Regions from separate parts of the Mus musculus genome. Here regions 1 and 3 are each linked to region 2. The links are chromatin loops, found by intact Hi-C in ENCODE. Cell type or tissue: heart. All regions are shown on one strand.

Evidence for each region. Peaks named below come from ENCODE experiments on the same cell type or tissue, not always from the same donor. Only the 100,000 strongest peaks of a DNase experiment are listed, where the experiment ranks them.
Region 1: a loop joins it to region 2, with 3 times the contacts of the local background. A loop is called at or near these places in 3 of 42 quality-filtered maps.
Region 3: a loop joins it to region 2, with 2.0 times the contacts of the local background. A loop is called at or near these places in 4 of 42 quality-filtered maps.

The regions. Positions count from the first base shown.
Region 1 is chr5:39,957,324-39,965,323 of GRCm38, forward strand. No RefSeq gene overlaps it. Among named protein-coding and RNA genes, the nearest start is that of Gm35191, 24 kb to the right of the region's middle. In heart, a CTCF peak has its summit at 3,866 (motif pointing left); no DNase peak of the experiment used is centred here.
Region 2 is chr5:39,433,152-39,441,151 of GRCm38, forward strand. No RefSeq gene overlaps it. Among named protein-coding and RNA genes, the nearest start is that of Gm25377, 84 kb to the right of the region's middle. In heart, no CTCF peak of the experiment used is centred here; a DNase peak (open chromatin) is centred at 4,850; H3K27me3 peaks cover 449 bases.
Region 3 is chr5:39,636,361-39,644,360 of GRCm38, forward strand. The region is part of intron 1 of Hs3st1 (heparan sulfate (glucosamine) 3-O-sulfotransferase 1); the gene reads right to left. Among named protein-coding and RNA genes, the nearest start is that of Hs3st1, 4.3 kb to the right of the region's middle. In heart, a CTCF peak has its summit at 3,315 (motif pointing left); a DNase peak (open chromatin) is centred at 7,231; H3K4me3 peaks cover 1,385 bases; H3K27me3 peaks cover 1,350 bases.

The DNA.
Region 1 (8,000 bases), 520 kb after region 2:
ATCTGTTGTCACCCAAAGTTTTGATATTAGCCATTCTAACTTGTGTAAGGTGGACTCTCAAGATCGTTTTGATTTGCATTTCTCTGGTCACTAAGGACTTTGAAATTTTCTTTAGGTGTTTTTCAGCCATTTGAGATTCCTCAGTTGTAAATTATTCTTGGTTTAGTTCTATACCCCATTTTTTGACTGTGTGTGTGTGTGTGTGTGTGTGTGTGTGTGTGTGTGTGTGTATGTATGTATGTATGTATGTATGTGTGTGATTAACTTCTTGAGTTCTTTATATATCTTGGATATTAGCCCTTTGTCAGATGTGGGGTTAGTGAAGTTTTTTCCCAATCAGTAGGCTGCCGATTTGTCTTATCGACTATGTCGTCTGCCTTACAGAAGCTTTGTGGGATGGGGTTTTATGTGACAATGTTTCTGATTTATATGATCTCTTCCTAGAGCTGGTGCCTATGACCTTCTTTTTGGAATCAGGTTAAATGGAGACAATTGAGGTTTTTGTTGCCCTTTCAACACACACACACACCCACACACACACACACACACACACAAATGCATACACATACTATGCAGAATACATAAGGTTTGGATTTAAAAGTCATGTCTGTGAGCCTGTTGAAAATGTGAGCCTTACTGTATATAAAGAATGAAAATATCTCTTCATATAAAATCTGATCTCAAAACCAGATGCCACTGATTAAGGAAAGTTCAGAAACTTGTGAAAGGTTTTGCTATGTTCTAGAATGTGTTCCTCAAAGTTTCATAAAAGGAACTCAGATCTCCTTGTAGTCACAGTGCAAGAAAATTAGACCTTAAGAGATGTGTCTTAGAGAAAACTTTTCAGATCATTGATTTTTCACCATCAGATTAACACGTGTAGTTGATTGGGATTCTGGTGTCAGTTGATTTAATGAGTTGTTTTCAGAAGAGCAAGTGTCTCCTCCCACCTGGTCTCTCTCTTTCTCTCTCTCTCTCTCTCTCTCTCTCTCTCTCTCTCTCTCTCTCTCTCTCTCTCTCTCTCACACACACACACACACACACACACACACACACACACACACACACACACATCCATGTCTCTTCTTGTGATCTCGTACAGATGTCTGCCATGGCAAGGTTGTTTCCCTGAAGCCTTTAAAAGGGTCCTAGCTGATGAAGTTGTTTGATGATGAATTTGCAGCTCTAACACTCCACCTCCCCCTCGTTCACAAGTGGAAGCCTAACAAGGCTGTCATATATATATATATATATATATATATCTGTGTGTGTGTGTGTGTGTGTGTGTGTGTGTGTGTCAGGTTATTTTTTCTATAATATTAGAAAACACTTTGCTGATATTTTCTTTCTTTTCTCCCCATTTCTGGAATACAGAGTATAATGGCTTGGAAAGAAGTATCCCCTGTTGGGTCAAGTACATGAAAACTTGGTACCAAGTTAGTAGTAGCATTTGAGAAGATTATAGAATACTTTAGAAATACAGCCTTACTGAAGGAAATGCATCAAAGAGTTCAAAGCTTTAACACACATTCCAGTTCAGTCTCCCCATTATGTGTGGGGCTGAGATGTGAACTCTTAGTGTCATGATTCTGTTGCCTGATGGAGTGCCCCCCTTATCTTCCTGGGTAACCATAGAGCAAACAAATTCTTCCTTCAACCGTCTAGTACACAGTATAAGGATTTGAGGGCCCAAAGCAGAGAGTTGAGTTGACACTGTTTAATAAGTGTCAGTGGGTCACAGAAAAGCTGAGAAGAATGGCAGACTATCTTTAGGAGGTAAAATAAAAGTCCCAAGGAAGCGAAATCCTCGGAAATGGATTAGAGTAGAAATTCCTTGTAAATGTTCTTGAGCTCAGAAACCCAGCCTATGACAGACAAATTATATTCTGATATTGATTTTAGAGTGTCTTGAAGTTGACATTAGGGAAAACTCATCAACGTTTGGGCCTTGACATTTACAGTTTAAAAAAAAAAGTAAAAATCTGAGGAGAAAATCAAAACAAAAAAAATGGTGTTGAATCTGAAAAACAAAAATAGACAAAGCATTAAACTTTAGTGTTTCAAATAAGAAAAAAGTACATGTATATCACAGCTTACCACAGAAAATCCATTTAAAATTATTTACATTGAATAATTGAATAAATTAGAACTTATGTAGAAGTGAGCAATCAATAGCACTCTGAGTGAGTTGGGGTAAACTGAATTCCTATGATTTCTGACAGGAATATTAGACCAAGAAATAGAGACCTAGTTATAAAACCCGGATTCTAAAAGGCATTTGGCAAAGAAGCTCATGGTCTCATCACAGTGACGACGTAGGAAAGTGGGTTCTTTGACATGATAATAATTGAATGCATAGGTGTCCATGTATATTATAAGGAAGGAATTAATGAGTGAATGTCAAACCCAGCAAAGGTCTGCAGCCAGGCATCATCCGGGTGTCTTCTCTTCAGACTTATTCACTACAACATTTTAACTGAGCAGTTATCTGACTGCAGGGACATAGATAGCAGTTGATGAGATGTGACATGAAGGGCTAACTCTCCTGCACAGTGGGATCAAGAATCTTATACACAATGATCCAAAAAGTGTCTTTAAATTAAAGAAGAAGGAGGAGGAGGAGGAGGAGGAGGAGGAGGAGGAGGAGGAGGAGGAGGAGGAGGAAGAGGAGGAGAAGAAGAGGAAGAAGAGAGAAAAGAAAGGGGGTGAACTCATTTGTTATGGCTTTTTCATCATAAACCAAATTGGAGGAGGTAATGCTGGTCCTTCACTCGATCATGTTGCAGCTGACCCATTAGGGAGACAAGCCTCCAGCTGAAAGGAGTCTTCTTGCTTTGGGTCTGTAAGGAAAATGCCAGGAGCTTAATTCCTGTTGTGGTTGTGTACTGAATTTGCATACTTTATCTGCCAAAGAGACTATCCAGCCTAGGATTTCCTGACACACCAGTGAGAACACAGCTCAGGTTGCTAGGAACAGAGATTTCCAAACAGATGCAATCTAAACAGGAATCAAACAAGAACCACAAGGTAATGTGCTAGGAGGAACTTCCCCCCATGAAAGTACCTGATGGTTGCCCAACAAAACAGTCATCAGCTCGCTCATATAGATCCCAGGTAGAAGAGATGTCATGTGAAAGCAACATTATAAAGCAGTCCATCGAACATCCCTCTATTTCCATAACAAAGGAATTGGTAAGCTGCTCTTTGTTGTATTGGAGCCTCAGTTTGGCCAGGGATGGTCAAAGCATAGTAGGTAGCCAACACTTTCATGTTATGAAAAATCAAAAAGAAACGAAAATTGCTACTACTTCTTTATTTTCCCCAATCCTTTTTTTTAATCTTCAACGTTATCAAGACCCTAGTCAGAAAAGTCCACGTCTTATGCCAATATTTCATCCTAAAAACAAGTTTCTTTTGAGTTATTTCACGTTCCATCACATCACCTTTTCCCCATTCATTCTTCATTTCTTTTATTATCCTCTGAGCACTAACCAAGTATCAACTTTCTGCTAGAAAAAGTGAATTGATTATATCCCTATTAACCTTCATAACCTCATAGCATAACAATGGAAACCCAGAAACACCACCAGGTGATTGTTCTATATCACAGTGAATTAGTGACCAGAGGTAAGTCATGAGGGTTATAGAAAGAGAGAATGGAGTTCTGAACGGATGGCCACAGGGGAAGCACCTAAAGTTTCTGATAGATGTTAAAATTCAATCAATATTTAAAAACAAATCAAAGGAAGGCTTTTGTGGAGCAGACATAAGCTTCCCAATTTCTTTCAGACTTAAGGAAATAAACTTCCTTCTTCAGAAAGTCACACAGGTTATAGGCTCAAAATCTTGGTCGGCACTCCCTCTAGTGGTGAAACCTACAAACTACCCTTTTGCTTTTCCTTTGTTGCATGAAAATACTTCTTCGGTCAGGAGTTCTCAACCTGTGGGTCCCGTGATCCCTTTAGGAGTTGAGCACACCTTTTCAGAGGCTCCCATATCAGATATCCTCCATATATGATATTTATATTATAATGCATAAAGTATCAAAATTACACTTACGAAGTAGCAATGGAAATAATTTTATGGCTGGGGGTCACCACAACATGAGGTTCACAGCATTAGGACGATTGAAAACCACTGGCTTATATATTGCCCATAATAATTATTTAAGGTGTAAACATATATTTAAGAGTTTTGAATTTGAAGAATAAATAAATACTACCTAGAAACATGTCTGTGGAAGTCATTTAATAGCCACAACAACTATGAAAACATAAGCAATTGATCCTACCCAGTTAGGATAAGTGTCTAAAACCATAGAACAAACTTGCAAAATCATGTAAGCATGTAGACAGAAAAAACAGACAGGGAGGAGAATTTTGATATTTGTCCCAAATAATTTTCTCAGCTCAGAAAATAAACCGCTTCAGCAATCACTTCTTAGCTTTTTATTTGAAAAGTCATGCATTTAGATAGTCCATGTGTCTCAGTTTTATGAGGGTAATGTTGATTGTACAAGTGCATTATATAATTACCAATAACATCTTGTTTGTTAGCTTTAATGCACCCCATTTATATGATTTGTTATGTGCCTTAAATATATGGTGTAGGAGTAGGCTTTTGTGTGTTTGTTTCCTGTTTTGTTTTCTTTTGTATTCTTTTCTAGGGAGAACTAGGCTAATGGGGGGAGGGGAAGGGATTGTCACTGAGACATTGAGGTTTGCTACCTGATTAGTATCAAACAATGCACTTTTCTGACGAATCTTTGAAGCTAATCTGACCAATGTCTCAGATGAATATACCTCTGTGTCTTAGTGAGTAAAGATAACTAGAGATTAGAGAGAATATGAGATGTGGATATTTTCATGTATTTAATAACACGTACGTTTTCCAGGGAGTGGGGAAGTCATCTTGAGTCACATATTCCTTTGCACCTTTTGCCTCTTCCGAAGTCCTTATAAAACATTTCACACCATTTTAAAGTAATTCTAAAACATTGCCATTTATGCTCAACTCTAAAATGCTGTCTTAAACGAAATAAAGTAGGGGTGATAAAAGATGATAAAAGGTTTTTTTTTTGTTGTTGTTGTTTATTTTGTTTTGTTTTTTGCGAAGTTTAGTTGCTCATAGCCACCACAGCTGCATATTTGGTTCTGGTTAAAACCCAAACATTAAATATCTTTAACATTGAAAAATAAGCCAGGAGGAGTGGAGAAATTTATTTAACACCATACAATGGTACAAAAGGCAGTCACTAAAAATAACAGCAAAGAGCTCTATTTACTGGAATGGGAAAATGGGAAATCATTCATAACATGTCATCCAATGGAACAAGCAGTTACGGTCAAACGGCTGCAATATTACTAACAATTTAGGCAAAATTATAAAATATATAGTTATATGTTTTATATGAATTAAAAGTGTCCCTGGAAGCTGCTCCAGGATTCATGGGTATAAAAACGGTAAGAGAAAATAAACGTTTGGAATCAGGTCTCTCAAAGCCGTAACCAGCAATGTCAAGTCAAACTCTTGCTGGAAATAAGGAGCCCAGATGTAAGACTTACTTTGGTCTCTGAATTCTTGAGTCTTGACGGTTCTTGACTTCAGTTGGTATTTCCTGACACCCTGACCCTCCTGGATAAAGTCCATATTTGGTTGGGTCTGGCTTGTGTGTGTTGCTAAGGGTTCTTGTGATGGAAGACAGACTTTAAGTATGGTGATGTCAAGAAACAATGAAACTTTGAAGAGTACATTTAAGTATGGTGATGTCAAGAGACAGTGAAACTTTGAAGAGTGCAGCCTATTACACACACACACACACACACACACACACACACACACACACTTGAGTATCAGACTTTATACATATAAGTTGTAATACTGGAGTGGGACCAAAATACATTCCAACTTTATGAGGAGACTCTCATTGCACCCTTACACAGAGAGGAACAGACACTTCCTCATTGGTGTCAGAGGAAGCATTAGTCTTCCCCAGGGATGAGTCTCTTGAGTATTATCCAATTTCAAGCTATTAGCCCTGGAAACATATGCATGGAAGTCACGTTAAATGACACACCCGAATAGATTAATATATTCATTTGTTTAAATGTATATGTAAGAACAACAGTTGCTGTTGAAGAGGAAGGAGGTGTGATCAGACATGTGAGGGGTAAGAAGGAGGGGGTATATGATATTAATATATTAAATTAAGAAAACACATATGATAAAAATATGTTCAATGTCGCCCAGAGAATGTTTAAAAATGACAATTTACTGTCTATGCTTTATAGAAACATACTTTATTTATGAAAATACGTAACTAATTTCCTTTTATTATCAAAAATATGTGTTAAAGCAGGTATATCTTCAATTGTGAAGTTGTTCAAAGGAAATTTGTGCAGCTTGTGTGTTTGAATGAATTACAAGCCTCTTTTCTGTAGACTGTATGGTTTGCATACAAGTTGAATGGTCAGTTAAGACAAGGAAACCGGCTTCTGCAAGGCCTCTTCGCTGCTGTAGATTTCTCTCTATCTCATTTCCCCTCAGCAACGAAGAGAAATCTAACCACAGCAAAAAGAAGCTAATAGCAGGCATGGCTGGATCTGTCTAGTGAGTCATCCTCCTAGCCGAGAGTAGTCTGTAGTTATTCATAATGCCTGCCAAAACGTTTCCAGGAGGGGTCCCTCCTCATATCCAGAGTAAGTATACTAGTAGATATTCTTAAAAGGGGAATAATCCCTGCCTTGTCAAGCTGACTAGGATGCAGGAAATCATATCTTTATTTCTTTCCTGTAGTGTGTGCCATGCTCAACATTTGATTATCTAACCATTGGTTTAGTTACTGGAATGAACAAAGAAAACACTTTTATTATCACTCACTAAAATTTGTGCCTTATTCTGTATATTGCATTTATCAACTAATTGCACATCTGTGAGTCACTTTCATTACATGAGATCTCTAAACCAGTTTTTCTAAACTTTTACTTAATACTATTTTTTCCCTACAACTTACTAATTGAGTAAACCAGCAGAAGACAAAATGTTCTGTTCTAATAATAAACCTTCCTTATTTGGAATAAATTAATGAATTTAATGAAGAGTGGTATTGCATCTCATTTTTGCAGCTATAATAAAAGGATCTATAACTATGTGATATATTAAGAAAAAAAGTTTTGTTCCTTAGAATTTGGGAGACTGAAGGTCTCATTTTGGCTTCCAGTGAAAATATTCTGGCTACACCCCAGGATGGCAGATGGCACCAGACAAGAACAGACATGAGAAAGAGAAAGAAGTCACATGGCAAAGATGAATGTAAGAGGAAATGGCAGCCCAGGATCACTACTTTTATAAGAATTCACTCTTTCTAGCAGTAACTGAGATTTGTCCAGTGACAGAAATTTTTCTGAGGGAGCACTCCAATGATCTGGCTACCATCCATTGGTCTCTCATCCTTAAACTTCCATCTCAACATCACATGACGCATTGTGTGTGTTAAATGGTGTTACCACATATGAGATTTCCCCAGGAGCCACATACTATTTAATAAAAAACCCCAGTGCCAGGCAAGATATGTTTCCCTTTGAAGTTTAGGTCAAGGAGATCAAAATCATACAGGATGTTTTTATTATCTTTGCTTTCCTCCCAGAACTTGAAATTAAGACCCCTCTGCTGAAGACACCACACACTTCAGACACACAACTTGGAAGAATCGAATGGAACTTGCCTGAAATCTTTCTCCATAAGAACTAGTTTTCATGGAATCCGTGAGTGTTATACAAGAAGCCAAGGAGTAGAGTGATCAGCCATACTACTCAGGTACAATGCCTACCAACCACCATAAAGCAATTAACACGGCAAGATATCCTGAAGGCTGTAATAGTGGCACTTATATCGTGAGGATAAAATATATCAGTCAAACTGAATTTAACACCACCCAACAGAAGGAAATCAGTGCCTGTATGTTACACCTATTCAGCTTCTATAGGCCTTACTGAACAGCC
Region 2 (8,000 bases):
AAAACTTGGCTCTGAATGTGAAGGCACACCAACCATAATTTGGCGACCTCTGTTTAAGATTAAAGAAATAGAATACGATGGTAAGACTGCTTGTGGCTACAGGGTGGAAGAACTTCTGCAAGTTGTCCTCTAACCTCCATTTGTATGCTTTTGTATGTGCCTCTCCCCTCCCTCCACCACCAAATAAATGCCTGTAAAACTATGTAATAGTTTTCTCACTATTGTTTCAGTGAGACTAAATGACTTATATGAGGTGACATCATAATGACTTGTTGAGGCTAGCAAGGAAAGCATGCTTCTTCATTCCCAGTGTAAGGTGATGTTCTGAACCAATCTTTACAGTCTCTTATTGCCTGTGGTAGGAACTTATGACAGATACTTGAGAATAGAAAATGGAACAAGAAAAATTGAATACCACAGTAAGTGGTCTCTGGGCAATGCCATACATCTGTACAAAGTTGGTAGTGATGAGTAAGACTGTTATGTAGAAGGCTTAAGAGGGCAGAGTCAAGAAGAAGCTCTATTGGTAGTCCATATGGTGAGCCTGAAGAGTGGAGTTGAAAAGAATGTCCCTGTTAGGTTGGATGCAGGATACTTGCTGCTGCAGAGGAAGAAACCACAGGATGCCCACTGAGACACGGGAGGGGGAGCTTCTCGTGAAGGTGGAAAGCAGCAGGGTAGCACAGTGTGGTGAAGCAATTGTCACAGTGGGTTTGTGGACTCTCTGAATGAAGTTTCAGGTCCAAGGACCAACTGAGTCCGACAATATTTTTATTTTATGGAATCATAGAAAATCTGATTTCCAGGCCTGATAAGCTGAGATGGATGGCTGATTCCCAAGGTGAGCCTGAAGCTACACAGCTGGCTTGGGATACTTGGACGTGGCAGGAAGCAGAAAAGACAGATGAGTGTGAGGCCAGAGCCAGAGCCAGGGCCAGAGCCAGAGGAGCCAAGCTCTCAGATCCAGTACCAATATGGGAAACAAGCCCAGGGTGGCGAGGCATGGGGGAGCAATTATCAGTAGCTTTGTGCTTCTGTATAAGGTGCTCCTTTTCAGTCTGCTGCTATGTCCACATCTTCAAGCAGATTCCCAATAGAGTATCATTTCTCAGTAGACAGCCTTCTGCTCCTACTCCACTCTCCTGAGCTCAGGTCTTTCTCCATATTCCCCATGTATCTGAGCATCTCTTCACCACTGCTTAGCTCATCTGTCTGTATTCTTCCCCATCTGTTAGGAATTTTTGGATTCCTGGGGGTCGAAACTTGTTCTAGAGGGCAGTTGAGATGGCTCATAGGTAAAATATTTGCCAAGGAAGCCTGATAATCTAAAGTTAGTCCTCATGTTCCATGATGGAAGGAGACAACTCATTATTTAAAATTGTCTTCTTATGCCCCACCACATATACACAATGGCATGTGTTCAACCATATATACACAACAATAGTAATAAAATAATAATAATAATAATAAATAGAAATAGTAAAATAAATTTTGTTAAAGTTAAAAGAAAGAGGTCGTCTCACATGTTCATTGCTGTCTGATCCTTGGCTGCAGAAAAAAAAATATGAGCAACTTCCTCATTTTTCCCCACAATGCTAGGCTGGATCTTAAAACAGTGAGCCAAAATAGTATCAATAAGAAAGGAACTGTGTTTTAGAATATCTCTATACTATACCTTACACATAGGTACATGCTAGACTATACAGTGGGGAGTGAACACTGAGGAGAGACACCCAGCTTCTTTGTTGAGGATGTATGTGGTTATGTTCATTTCTCAGTAGCCCCCAGGATTGGATTTCGTAGTCACTTCCATCCTGAAAACAGGGAAACTGAGACCTAGAGAGACCAGATCATCTGACCTGAATGTGGAACCATGATCATAGGGGAGAAATGACATTTGATGTTTTATCTCAGATTACAGAAGTGGATCAACGGAATCGCCAGAGCACAGGGGTTTTGTTACGTTATAGAGGGAGACTATGGAAATGGATAAAGGAAACCATTGCAAACTGGTGAGAGTCTTCAAATGCTGTGTTTTGGGGTATTTCTTTTGTCCATCAAAAGGGGAGATTGTTTGGAATTATCTGTAGAGTATCCAGCTCCTTGGAAAAGCTCCTAAAACTCAAGGATCATGCTTCACATGTGTACTGGCTAGTTTTGTGTCAACTTGACACAGCTGGAGTTATCACAGAAAAAGGAGCTTCAGTTGAGGAAATGCCTCCACAAGATCCAACTCTAAGGCATTTCCTCAATTAGTGATCAAGGGGGAAAGGCCCCTTGTGGGTGGGGCCATCTCTGGGCTGGTAGTTTTGGGTTCTATAAAAGAGCAGGCTGAGCAAGCCAGGGGAAGCAAGCCAGTAAGGAACATCCCTCCATGGCCTCTGCATCAGCTCCTGCTTTCTGATCTGCTTGAGTTCCAGTCCTGACTTCCTTTGGTGATGAACAGCAGTATGGAAGTGTAAGCCGAATAAACCCTTTCCTCCCCAACTTGCTTCTTGGTCATGATGTTTGTGCAGGAATAGAAACCCTGACTAAGACAACATGGCTAGTCAATTTCTCAGAAATTTCTCATATCTCTATGTTAACATTCAATGAGTGGATGAAGCAAAGTTTATCAAAGTTTACTATGTCTTGCTTGGTTAGTCTTTAACAAAATAGTGCTTAACAAAAGACTGTTTAACAAAACATCACTCACTGGAAGCAAGTTAGAGAATATCCACAATAGCCCATCTATCTTTCTACCTGATAACTAGAAAAACCCTTAATCTCTTTGAGAATAAAGTGGCCTAGCTGGCATTCTCCCTCCCCCCAAAACTGGAAAGAAATGAGCAAAGCACAAGGCTCTAAGAGTCATGGTTTTGAACTATGTGTACTTCTCAGGGCTAACATGCTGATGATTAGGTTGTCTCTTGGGGAGATCCTTATATGTTCCCAGACAGAGCTCTCCAGCCTTTGATGGATGACATCTTTTGATGACATCCTTTGATGTCCTTGTCTCCTCTGATATATTTGCAAGCTGCATTTACATCTGGGCCCTATTTGCAATATCTTTCCACTCATTCCTGCTGCTGAACCAATGTTAACAGCACATCGATGAGTCAGATATCCCATTGGCCTTGCATTCTATCTTCCATTTTCAACATACTCCAGGGTCCCTGAGAACAGAACAAATTATCCGCAAGTGCCACATGAGATCATCTTGACATAGTGGGGCTCAGGTGTATCAGCAAAAATTGATAGATATGTTTATTCTTCTTGATTGTTCTCTGCAGAACAGCTGTTTGTATCCTGGGGTAGTGGATTCAAATGTTTGCCTACTTTTGCCTGGTCTAAGACTCTGGTCATATCCATTTTTTTTCCATGTATCAGTTTCCCTTCCATGACAGTATAGTTGTGTACTTGCGGAAAGTCTGGGTGCTGATGGATGAGTCCCCTGTAAGAGTGGAACTTCCAATTGGTTATGGCCCTGTCACTTTCCTATGAAAGCCCTGGAGAGAAGGACCATGGCACCAAGGCTTAGAAGCTTTGCAAATCCAGAGTATAGTAGAGGAGTTTGCTTTCATTAAGGGCTGGAAAACTAAATAAATGGAAGAATGTCTGATTGATTTCAGGTCACACAGAATAAACTGTCTAGGATCTAAGAGATCTGTCATGAGACAGTCAGAAGGCTGAGCCTACTCTAGCAGGATTTAGAAGGACTGTTGTCCAGGGCAACCATGAAAATTATATTACATTGGTTTATATATAACCAACATTGAGTCTTCACCGATTACTACAAGGAATTCCTATATTGGTGATTTTGTTGCTCTATATTATATCATTAAATTTAATCTAAATTTATCAATCTAAATTTAGTTGTCTGTTTTAACATTCACATTTTCCAGCACACTTTTGTGCTTTGTAAATTTCAAAAATTTTAGCGATGCTATAGATATAGTGAGAAAGCCAAAGGAAACCAAACACCATCAAGCCTTTAGTGCTAGAATGAAGTGAATCTAAATCTCCACTCTGACATTTGCTGATTGATGGTCTTTAGTCTATAGAAGGTCTTCTTTCTATTCTATGATAGGGAACCCCAGAAACTACATATGTTGTGTCCTTGTAATAAGACACAACACAAAGTAGATATTCAATGTGTTTTATAGTCTTCTTTATCTATAATTGTTATATAGGTCATGTTGGCCAAAAGTTCTTAATATTTACACTTTACCTCCCAAGTGCTGAGATTAGGGTTCGTACACCACAGCTAGCTTCTTTCTTTGCTTTCTACAAGAAAGAATAAACAGGACTCTACCTATTGAAAGCATGTCACTATTTGCATCCATCTGTTAACCAATAGTTACATCCATTAACCAATACCTACATTGCTCTCTGCATCCATTCATTAACCAGTAGTTGCATCTATTTACCAGTACCTACATTGTCTTCTGCATGCAGTCATTAACCAGTAGTTACACATCCATTAACAAGTAATAACATTGTCCTCTGTAGCTGATTAGGCACTGGGATACAGCAACACCCTTGACCCTTGCACTCAGAGATCAGTGGTTACACCTACTTTTGTATTGAGCTAGAACAAATAAAGATCCTTCAGGGTGAAAAACTATGGGTCATCATAGGCTTTCATATCACTTTTCCTCAAAGGACTTAGTCCAAAAAGTGTGTTTAAGGAGAAATAAGCAGTACATGGGATTCATCAAAAACCTTTTGTCAAAAACACAGCAATGTGTTTGATAGAGGAACTGCCCGAAGTGGCCTCCCTGCAGCACTCAGCATTGTAATGGCTTCCTGAGAGGAAGTGTGTGGATAAGTGCCAGGAGGCCAGGCACTTGATCTTCGACCAATGTAAATATTATCCCACTGCTGCATAAAATGATGTTCTCTGCTTTTGATCCATTTCCTCTTGATAATAAACAACTCAGCCAAGTCCCGGTGCAAAGCATGATCCATGAAGCTGTGGAAGCCTGGCTCTACTAATTAGTCTTATTAGACGGGTTGATATGGGAAAGTAATCTCTATTTCTTTCCAAGGAAGGACCTGGATTTTATACAGACAATGTTGGGTGGAGCTCTGAGGTTGTGCAATTTAAGTCTTCTGGACACATTTTTTTTCTACATTGTACTCTAAACAAACACAGAAGAGAATAGGAAACCATCCCACCCATCCCTGGGTTTTATTCCTGTCTTGGCTTTATCTTTTCTGTCGTCTGACTATAACATTTTGACCCTAGCTTTTGCTTCTTCATGTCTCAGAGTTTAGCTCTTTTCTATACACTACATTTTGAGTGATTCAGTAACCCCATCCAGCAATGCTGCTGATCTTACCTCTGAGTCAGAAACGGCCTATGTCTCAGAACAAATCAGACAATGTATGTGAAGGACAGTGGACAAAACAAAGTTGGCTTCTATAGATCTCCCTGGGGTTTAATGTCACACTACGATACAAGTTAACTTCTGCTTTGGGTTGGACAAAATAGAAATTAGCCTCTTTGTTGTATTGATTTGAACTAATTATAAAATTATCCTAAATCTTCAATCCTAATTTTTAAGGTGAGACTACAGTAATACCCCAGCTAATGAGTGCATTAAGAGATCTTAATGAAATAATGCACACTTATTCCATGGTGGCTGCTTATAAATATGGCTCTTTTGTCCTTTGCATAGAATATTTTTGTGAACTTGCCTCTGAGAATGTTCCTATACAAGTTTTTTTTTTCAATTTCCTCATAAAACCAATGAATTAGATGAAAAGGGTGCTCCCTCAGGCAAGAGCCATTTCACTTTGTGCATAAAATTCCCCAGGATGTAGCCCCTGTGGAGTAAATCATCACTCAGAGTTTGTGAATAGCTTTATGTGACAGGTGTGTGTGTGTGTGTGTGTGTGTGTGTGTGTGTGTGTGTGTGTGTGTGTGTGTGATTGCTTTTAGAAATACAGAGACTGTGAGGTGGAAAATGGCTATCTCCATGGCCCTTATTTGTCTCCTGTCACTGAGCCCCTGATTCCTCACACCTGCAATTAGCACTTGGAGGCCTCTAAAGCCCCCTGCCCGAAGATGCTTTTTACCTGTCTCTCACAGGGACTTTGTTGTGTCTTGACGCTAATATACCTGGAATTATTCCATTTCATCAAGTTTTAGGGTGACAGCAAAGATGAGAAATCATGAAAATCCAAACCCCGCAGTATCTTCTGTCTCCTGCACCAGCTTGAAATATCTGATGGATTCCTGGAGCTACTTTGTAATACTAACAAATGCATCAAATTTACTTCAGTTTCAGTCTCTGCGTGTGTCCTTTTGCTCTTCGGGTTAATTATTTCCTGAACCATTAGAAAGAGTTTGTCTTTGAGAGTGTGTCCATCTCCTTCTTCTGTGGGTTAGGAATATTTGTTCAGGCCTGCAGCTCAGCATCCTTCAGTATTAGGAACTAGAGGATATGTTTTGGAAGCATTCATATATTTCAATGAATTCTCCAGTGAAATCATCCTATCTACCCCTAAATGAATTGTCCAGATAAAATTATCCTTATGTTCATGCTGTCTCATCTATTCCTAGAATGAAATGATCAGACTTGTACTGCTTTGTTTTATTGTTATGTGGACACAAGCTGGGGTCATTGCGGAGGAGGGAACTTAAACTGAGAAAAGGCTCTCACTTGAGTAGTTTGTGGGCAAACTTGTGGTATGTTCTCTTGATTGATGATTCATATGGGAGGGCTCAGCTCACGGTGGGCAGCTGGGGGGGTTCTTGGTGCTATAAGAAAGCAGGCTAAAGAAGCTATGAGGAACAAGCCAGTAAGAGGCACTCCTCCATGACCTCTGCATTAATTCCTGCTTCCTGGTTCCTGCCTTGAGTTCCTTCCTGGCTACCTAGCCAGGAAGCTAAAATAAACCTTTCCCTTTCCAAGTTGTATTTGGTCATAGTATTTTATCACAGCAAAAGAAAGCAACAAATATAACACTCATCTTCCCAAGAGGTGATTTCCTATTGCCTCTATCAGTGTGGCACTGGAGGCCATAAGAGATAGATAACCTTCAGAGACTGTTATTGCAATACGTAACTAACCCGGTCTATTCTCCCTCCTGGGATTACTCTGACTCTGACCACTGAATTCCCTGTACAGCACTGCAACAGTGTGGAAGTTAATGAATTGGTTTTTTGACTCCATTTTACTTGTTCAAATGTGATAGAACATATGTATCCACTTCCAAAGATTGCTTCTAGGATTTAAGAGGTGAAGCGCTTTTGATATAACTTCTGTATCCAAGAAATCACTTTTACAAACTTAGTTTTTCTTATGTAAGAAGATGGAGATCCATCTAGAGGAAGACTGTGCATTGGTCATGCTACACACTGGGAAAAAATGGGTTAAGAAAGAGGTTTCTCAACAATTCCTCTGTAAACTGTTCTCTACCGTGTCTATACAACATGGTTTGTGTGTAGACAGATGTGGGAGTAAAAGTCACAGAGAAGATCACAATGATTGATGCTGATGCTGAGAGGGTCAGTGTGAGCGCTGAGTACTGAGTCACAGAACAATGCCATGAAGTCTTCCTGAAAAATGACCTGAGCTCTGCTGGAAGGAACATAATGTAGTTTTGTAACCGTGCTTATCATTTCTCTGTGTTTGCATGTGTGCTGTCCACGTGCACAGTACATCATGATGGAGTAATGCCAACCACTTCATTTCTATCTGGGGAAGAGCTAGAACCTTGTTCATCTGTTTCATATCTTCTTAAAACTCTAGGTCCAACCCCTTGTGGTCTATGCAGGCACCTGCACTCACATACACATAACTAAAACTAAAACCAAGATCTCTTAAATAGAAAGACTCAGCATGCACATTCAGGAGGATGCCTGGGCTGTGCATCTGTCTGGCGGCACTGTTTGTGAGTCATCATTTAAATTCTCCAGTTCTCCATGCTGGACTTTAAATTCAGAAGAACCGGTGTCTGCCTTTAGTCAGAAAAACGTTACCTATGAAAATAGATAGCAAGATGGAGTC
Region 3 (8,000 bases), 200 kb after region 2:
GCTCCTTGCTTAGCTCACTAGGGAAAACAACATTTCTGTTTTGTCTTGGACCATTCCCATAGGCGAAACCATTTCACCTTTGAGATCACAGTGTAACCCTTTCCTTAACCTTCACATGGTTTGGAGTTTTCAGAAAAGTAACTTCTCACAAGATGTAGGAAACTAGTGGGACTTTGTAAGTATAGGATAGCAGGCTAACATCACCACAAATGGACAGACCCCAGTACTCAAAAATATTAAGGATACACTCTCCCACTGACCTATATTCTCAGCCCCCCCCCCGCCCCCGCCCACACACACACACTGACCTATATCCTCAGTCCACAGTAAATGAATTTTTAAGTATCTGGGATACACCTAAACTGTTGCTTATTGTTTTTCTGAAATTTCATTAGCAGCCTTATATTTGCATCTGTGAAACCTATCAACTTTACCAAAGGCAACTTCCTGAGCATGGCACTAGGCACCTGTATGTCTTTATAGCTGCAGAATAATGTTGAGAAAAATTAAGGCCCAGAAAAGTCACCCATTATTGAAAGCCAACACAAATGCGTAATACCAGCAAAACAAAAACAAAAAAAAAAATTCGAAAATAGAATCTCAGATATCTGTCCCTGACACGGAGTCCCTCTCTCCTCCCTACGCTGGAAAGAGTCTGTTTGGAGAAGGGGTGGGAGTCAAGGGCAAACCAGCTTTCCCTAGGAGACTTTCAGCCTGCTCGGGTCCCTGTTTCTGGTGCAGTTATTTTTTCTGAGCACAGCAAGGCAAGCATGCCTTTTCATTCCAGCTTCATCTGCAATCACCTTTCTCTCACTGTATTCTAAGTGCTGATATAGGACTTTGATTGACTCTCCTAAATGAAAGAATGAAGACATTTACATAAAACAACCTACTGCAGGGCTTACAAGCCCTGAATCTGCAGGAATTCTAGGGGAAAGGCGACAAGACGTAAAATGCTGAAGTGGAAGTTCTGGGTGGATGAAAGGAGACGTGAACCATTTTCAGTCTAACACTTAAACAGAGTGTGGGTTACTCATTCAATCCTCTGGGTGGATTGAATAATCTTAAGCTATCTGCTCAGCGCAGGTAGAGGATTCTCACTGCAGGTTCAGCATCTACCAGCTTCACCCAGGGGATGGAAATAAGTGATTTATTTCAAGGCTTCATTTTACTTAAACAGAAAGCCAAGAAGCCAAGCTCTCTCACCTTTGTAGGACTACGGAGGGTGGATGGGTAGGTTAGGCAGGGGTGAGGGGGGTGGAGAGGGGTGGGGGGAGACAGCTGGTATTATTGCCAGCTGCCAAAGCCAGACCTTATCATTACCACATTCTTTCTGAGTCAGAGGGTTTGTGTGTCTAAGATCGCCTCAACAATGAGCTCCTGCCAAAGGACTCAGCTGAATTTATACTTTGTAGACCCCAAATAATTTATTGGGTTCTCAATAAATGGATCCACACCAATTCTGACTATGCTTTATTCTTATCCCTTTTTTTCTGATACCTCCCTCTCTCTTTAAATATTTCTCCCCCCCATGAAGAGCCTTCCCCACCCCCCATTTTCTCTGATGAAGACTCTCAGGGTTTCTCTTTTGAGCTAGTACTTAGGAACAGACACGGTGTTCTAGAAACTGAAGCAAACATACACCTCCAGGTCTTCGCTCTCATGGAGCGTATCTCCTTGTCTCCTTGTGGGGGAGTTCAGCATAGTAAGCAAGTGAGTCAGTCAAGTAGCAGGATGACGATAGCTAAGCACACTCAGGGGCCACACAATTGTCTTAAGAAAGACCAAAAGATTTGAAAAAAGGGAACTGTGACGAACGAGGCTTATCTCTGAGATAAGCCCACTGAGGACAGCTAAAAACACTTCCCACCTTTGACACACAACCTTGCTAGTTTATCTGACTGCCTGGAAGTTCATCGGGAACTCAAAATATTTTCTCATCTCCTGGACAACTGTCTATCAAGAAAAGCTGGGTAGATTTGGAAGATGGCCTCTAAGGGTACAATCATCCTTCATACTTTGAAAGAAAAAAAAAAACAAAACTAAAACTAAAAACTTTGCTCTCAAGAGTCAATGCAATAATACTTTTTAAGAAAAGTTAGTGTCAGTCAAAGAAATTGTCAATAAGGAGGGAATCCAGGCAAGGAAAAGAAGTGGGAAGGTACACAGGCAAGTTATTTCTGGCACAAATGTATGCACATTCACTGTTCAATTAAAAAGGCACTGGGTACCAGTGTTCTGAGCAGGAATTCTCCACAAGGACATCTTCCCTAAGCCCCTCCAGAGATCTGGTGATCCAATCCCTTGTGACACTGATGCCTTCCACCTTGGTCTGTAATATCATTGATTGGTTTGGTGGTCCATCACTATACCTAATACAAGGTCTGGTGCAAGGCTTGTGTTCAGCATGCCTACCCATCAATTAAAACAAGTTAGGCCTACAGAGAAATATCAGAGATTAATTTGAAATTTCGGAGTCCAATCAAAACTCCATATTCCCACACTGAAAACCATTTTGTGTCAGATCATGAAACTTGACATGGTCACACTGAACTAGAGCCCAGGCTAACTGCCTTAGGCCCCTCAACTTACCAGCAACCCTGACTTTTCATCTCACACTTCCCTGATTTTTGTTTCCATCCTTAGCATATACCAGTCTAAGCAGGAGGGATTTTCATTAGTTCTCCCGCTTTGTCTTCTACTAGATGTGCACAGTGGTGAGGGCTTCCATCTGTTTTATTCCCCACTGTGTCACTGGCAGGAAGAACAGTCAGTAGAGCGGGGTTGGAACTCAGCAAATGAGTTAAAGGTGTAAATGGGATTCTAAAACTGCTTGCAGAGATAAAGACCAGTGACATCCCGAACTGGCTGAAGCAGATCACGAGGAAGGAAGTGACTATAGCATCCATACCCCTTTCCCCACATTCCTGTTGTGGCCTTACAGGTAAGATCTTTCGTGAGAGTCACATTCCAAGCAAAGCTTCCGTCTATCCCAAGCACTCAGAAGCCAATAGTCTGCAGGTCTGTGGGAGAGCTCCGAGGTCCCTTTATAGGAAAACGCTCTGCACACTCACGTGTGTTATTTAGACATGTTGAATAGGCTGCTAGAAACCGATGTCTGTAAATTTTACATAAAACTGTTAACCTGTCATTTATATTAAACATTAAACAAACCCTGGCAAGGTTAGGTCATAGGTTTCACTAGCAACAGAGTGTTGGATCTGAGCTGTAGACCCATGTTTCAGTCCTATGCAGGCTGCTTCTTGTCTGGCAGCTGAAGGTACTGTCATTTGCGCCCCCTGCTGGAATGTTACCAAAAAGCAGGCAGTATGCGGAAGGAAAGAAAAAAAAAATTAGGAAAGATGTCCTTTGGGATCTATTTCTGTTATGTTTAAGCCTTTCCTTCAAAGAATAATGTATTCATTTTTCTAGTCCTCTCCCGGTAGCACATAACTATTGACAAACTATGGCCCAGTAAATATTATTCTAACGGCCTGCAAAAGCTATGGACTTAATTCCCTGTGGGTGGAGGGAGCTGAGAAGGCTTCATGCCAGAGGCAGTCCTGAAGATGGATTGTGGAGGCTGTTTGCATCAGCTGCTTAAGATGCTGCTTAACGCAGACACAAAAAGTAAGCTGTCTGAAGACTCGGTGATGCCTCTAGGATCTAGGGAGATGCCGAAAATCCAGGCTTGGAAAATGAGAAGGAATGAAGGGGACCAGACTCCAGGGATCATGTCAAGATGGTACCCAAGGAATAGCTCCGCTGGGAGCACATCCTGAGACTTGGATGCTGCTGCTGACGCCAGCCACTTGATCCATGACCCAAGTTGATGATAAACACTCTACAGTTTCTGTGTCCTTACACTTCTCCCTCCAGATTCCAATTCCCTGGTGGGATCATTTAACTGAGTTCAGGGCTACAAGATACAAACTAGGAAAAGAAACTCTACCTCCAACTAGGAGCATCTCTCTGACCAAGACAGTGGAGATTCTATATAGAAAAAAATGATATTTGGTTGCTGGGTACCTTCCAGACACTTAGTGGGACTTTGAGTGGTGATGGAGGGAGAGCCCCCCCCCCCCCAAAACAGTACTGAAGTCTGTAATGAGAACACATAGATCTGAATTTCAATCTGGAATCCTCTGTACCTTCAGAAAACTGACAACGTTTCCTAATCTGCAGATTCGCAATTGTTAAAATAGAAATTATACCATCTGCTCTTTTGAATAGCTGTGAAGATTCCGTTCAATCATTCATTCACTTTTCCAAACCCATCTTGGAAAATGCATTAAGTGTTTGATACTGAACTAGGCTCTAGGGACAAATTCTGAAAAAAGAGAAAAATGAAAGATAGAAAGGCAAACACTTTGTGCAGATGACCAACTTAGACAAGAGAGACCACAAAACTGGTTATGCTTCACTCTCCCCCAGCTGAGTCACTGTCTTCTAACTTTTCTCTGTTTTTGATTAAGCAATATTGTCCTTCCCTACAAATATATCTACTTAAGACATATGTACACACTAAACTTAAAAGTAAAACTACAGCAAAACACTTTAAAAGACAAGGGATGTAGGTCCATTAGTAGAGTACTTGCCTAGCACACTGGTTTGAACCACAGCACTAAAATAACTGGATGCTATAGTTTATGTCTATAATCCCAGCACTTGAAATTAGGAGCGGGAGAGCCAGATGATGTCCAAGGTCATCTTTAGCTACAGAGCAACTTGGAGGTCAGCCCAGGATATATGACCCTGTCTGAAAACAGACAAAGATGAAAAAACAACTCTAAAAGTTAACGCTGATCCTGGAAATTGTAATTCTTAGAAACAGTGAGGCTCAGAGATGACGTAACTCATGGAGAGTGCACATAAGATGAAACTTATTTAAATCTGCCCTCATTTTAGGTTTAGTGGCTGTGATGAACTCCGATGCAGGCACACCCCAATTACAATTAACATGAACATTAAGTAGATATAAAATATAAAAGCCAGAAAGGCAAATTAAATAATCAAAATTTCACAAGTGTTTTGTAGTCAGCAAAATGTCTTTTAGGTGTATTTTATCATTTCCTCTTAATCATTCTCCAGTCACTAATCTACAGGAAAGACTAGGAGACGAAGAGAGAGGAAACAGTGGGCCTAAGGTCATGGGGACAGAGGCTGGCCTCATCACAGCCTTCAGTCTCTTGCTTTCTTGTTTAAGAAAGGGAGTCTAGATAGAAAGCAGATGGTTCCATGGCTAAGTTGGGGACTGGAGAACTGCAGTGTTCATATTTTCTAACCTCAGATGAAAAGTGCTGTCTGTCCTTCTGTAACACCTTGGAAGACAGTTCACTTGTCACAGAGCAGCCAAAAAAGTGCTACACTCCTCAGCTCAGGCTCTGGAACTGGTGTCTAGATACTCATGGCAGACATAGGTTATAACCCATTCAGGCATCCCATGCTTGACTATCTTTGCCTCCTTACCCAGGAGAGAACGGGACTCAGTCCTGTCAGTGGCTGTGTGACACCCAGAGTGCAGGTTGGGTCTCAAAGAGGCTGAGCAGCACATACCAACCAGCTCATCCCTCCCCCTCCTCCCCCAGCCACTCCCCTTCTCCCACCTGCTTTGGAATCACCACTGAATTTTAACTTAAGACAGGAAAAGCTCCTGTGAATCTTCCCCCTTCCGAGAATCCCTGGGATTTTTCAAGGCTGAGAATTTCTTCTTTTGAGGATGAAAACACAAGTCCCAGCTATATAGACGAGTTTGTGTAAGGCAAAGCTCACTCTGCTTATCAAGGTGTAGGAAGGCTATAATCTGCTGGAGAGATAAAGGTTATGCCCCACCACCACCCCACCACCCCCACCCCACACTAGCAGCAAGGGCCCTCCACATGTCCAAAATCCCCTTTGTAAGATCAAGGCACCACTTTCTCACCAGATCACCTGTCCAAAACTTTCCGTCTTAAGACATGGTATATTGCGTGCACAGCAGCTTAGGAGAGGATGTGAAGCCCAGAATCATAGCTCAGTCCTGCTCACTAAGACATCTCTGGCTGCTGGCTAATTAACTGCAGAGACTTAAGAGTGCTTAGTCAGGAAGTTGTCCATCCCTGTCGAACAAGACTTAGATGGGTAACTGATGCCAAAGGGGCTCTTTTAAAAGTTCACCTTCTCATACATGGCCGTGGAGGTGTGTGTGTGTGTGTGTGTGTGTGTGTGTGTGTGTGTGTGTAACCTTACGTAATACAACAGTCCATATCAATGTTATTTTCCCAATTCAGTGAATGTAAAAATCTAACCATGTTGAAAATAAGGAAGGGCAGTCCAATGCATTGTACCTTAAGCATTCATTTGGAACTTTAGAAGGTCGGAATAATTCTAACTGTACTCACTTTTGCTGGGAAAGTAGAAAGCAAGACTAATTCCTGGTGTCAAAAGGAATTAGTACTTCAGAAATGTGGGGGTTGGGGGTGCAGAGTTGAGCTATCTCAATCTCCTTTTGTGAAAAAAAATAAAGTTAAATATAGAATTCCTGGAATAAACTCCTGGGTGGAAGCTGGTAATTGAATTTCAACAAATACAGTGAGCTTTGGGAGCAAAGCTGAGACCACAGTACCTTGTGTCCCCCACCCCCACCCCCAAAGCAGCTGGTCAAATACCCAGGGCTGGGGCACCTGGGGACTGCGCTGGAGATCTGCTCCCACCCGGATTGGGGAAATGGCTGGGAGGTGGGGCAGCCTGGGTGCTGGTGGTACTTTCCTGAGAATGCTGAGCTCAGACTGAAGCAAGGGCGAACTCTCTCCTCTCCCTTATTCACGGTCTCCTCTACTCACCCCAGCTCCTGGCTAACAAGAGACCTCCTCTGGGAAAGCAGCTTCAAGACTGTGGATGCAGAGTTGGCTCCTTGGGATCCCCCCAAAAGCATCTTAGCATAGTTAAGTATAAAAATAGCCCCGGGATAACGCGGAGGGAAGAGGAGGAGTAAGTCTCTCGCGCAAGGCAAAGCAAGAATACCACAGCTTCTGCGTTGTGTTGTGGGGGTTGGCGAGGAAGGGTGCTACTCCTGATCCAGAGGAGAACCCCGTGTGTGCAAGGAAAATAAAGTGCCTCCTTTAGCTTAGATTGTGCCATAAAGAGTCGGAGGCACCCACAAATAATTGCTAAGTCTGGCACAGCCCACCAATCCCTGGTAGGCATCTGGCTCCAGCACTGGCTTCTCCATCCTACTACTGGTTTGAGCCCCAGGTTCGGAGAGCTGGCTTTCCAGTTCCAGGAATGGCAGGGTCCAGAGGAAAGCAGCGGAGTCCACTGCTCTAAAAAAGCGGGTGTGTATGGCACACCTGAAGAGGTCAGGCTCCGAGCGAGCTGTGCACTTTCTAAATACAAGCTTCCCAGGTTCGTGTACGGACATCCATTATCCACTACCCTCCCCCATCCGCCTCCTCTATCGGTGGTACTCGAAATAGAAGCCGAGGTGGGAAAAAAGTAAAAAAGTAACACGAAAAAAAAAAAAAAAAATAACAGCCGTATGTAACTGGCTGTCTTAATACCTAAGGTCCTGCCTGTCACCTTCTTCTTCGAGTACCCCGGGAGATGCTCAGTCTCCCCATTATTGCTACCAAATGCAAAGGCAAACTAGACCAAGGCTTCCACACCCGAGATGCCCCATTCCAGAGGGACTCCTGTTAGCTGTCCCCTGGCCCAATTCTCCGCCCTAGGTGGTACCCGGGCTCAGCCAGCGCTCCACTCTAGCTGCAGTTGCCCAAGGTCCTAGAGAGAAGCTGTGGCGCCGAGCAACGGGCAGCGACGACCCTCTCGAGTCATCTAGGGACATAAATCCAGTCTTTTAAGAGTCAGAAAGTCTGGTACCTTATAGTCCATCTCGCGAATTCTAGAGGTGAGGTTTCGGAGCAGGAGACAGGAGAATCAGATAACCCCGAGTCTTGCCTCCAGTGGAGTGTGTTCTACCTGCTTTAGCCTTATCTCACCTTGGGCTTTGCACTTGAGTTAGT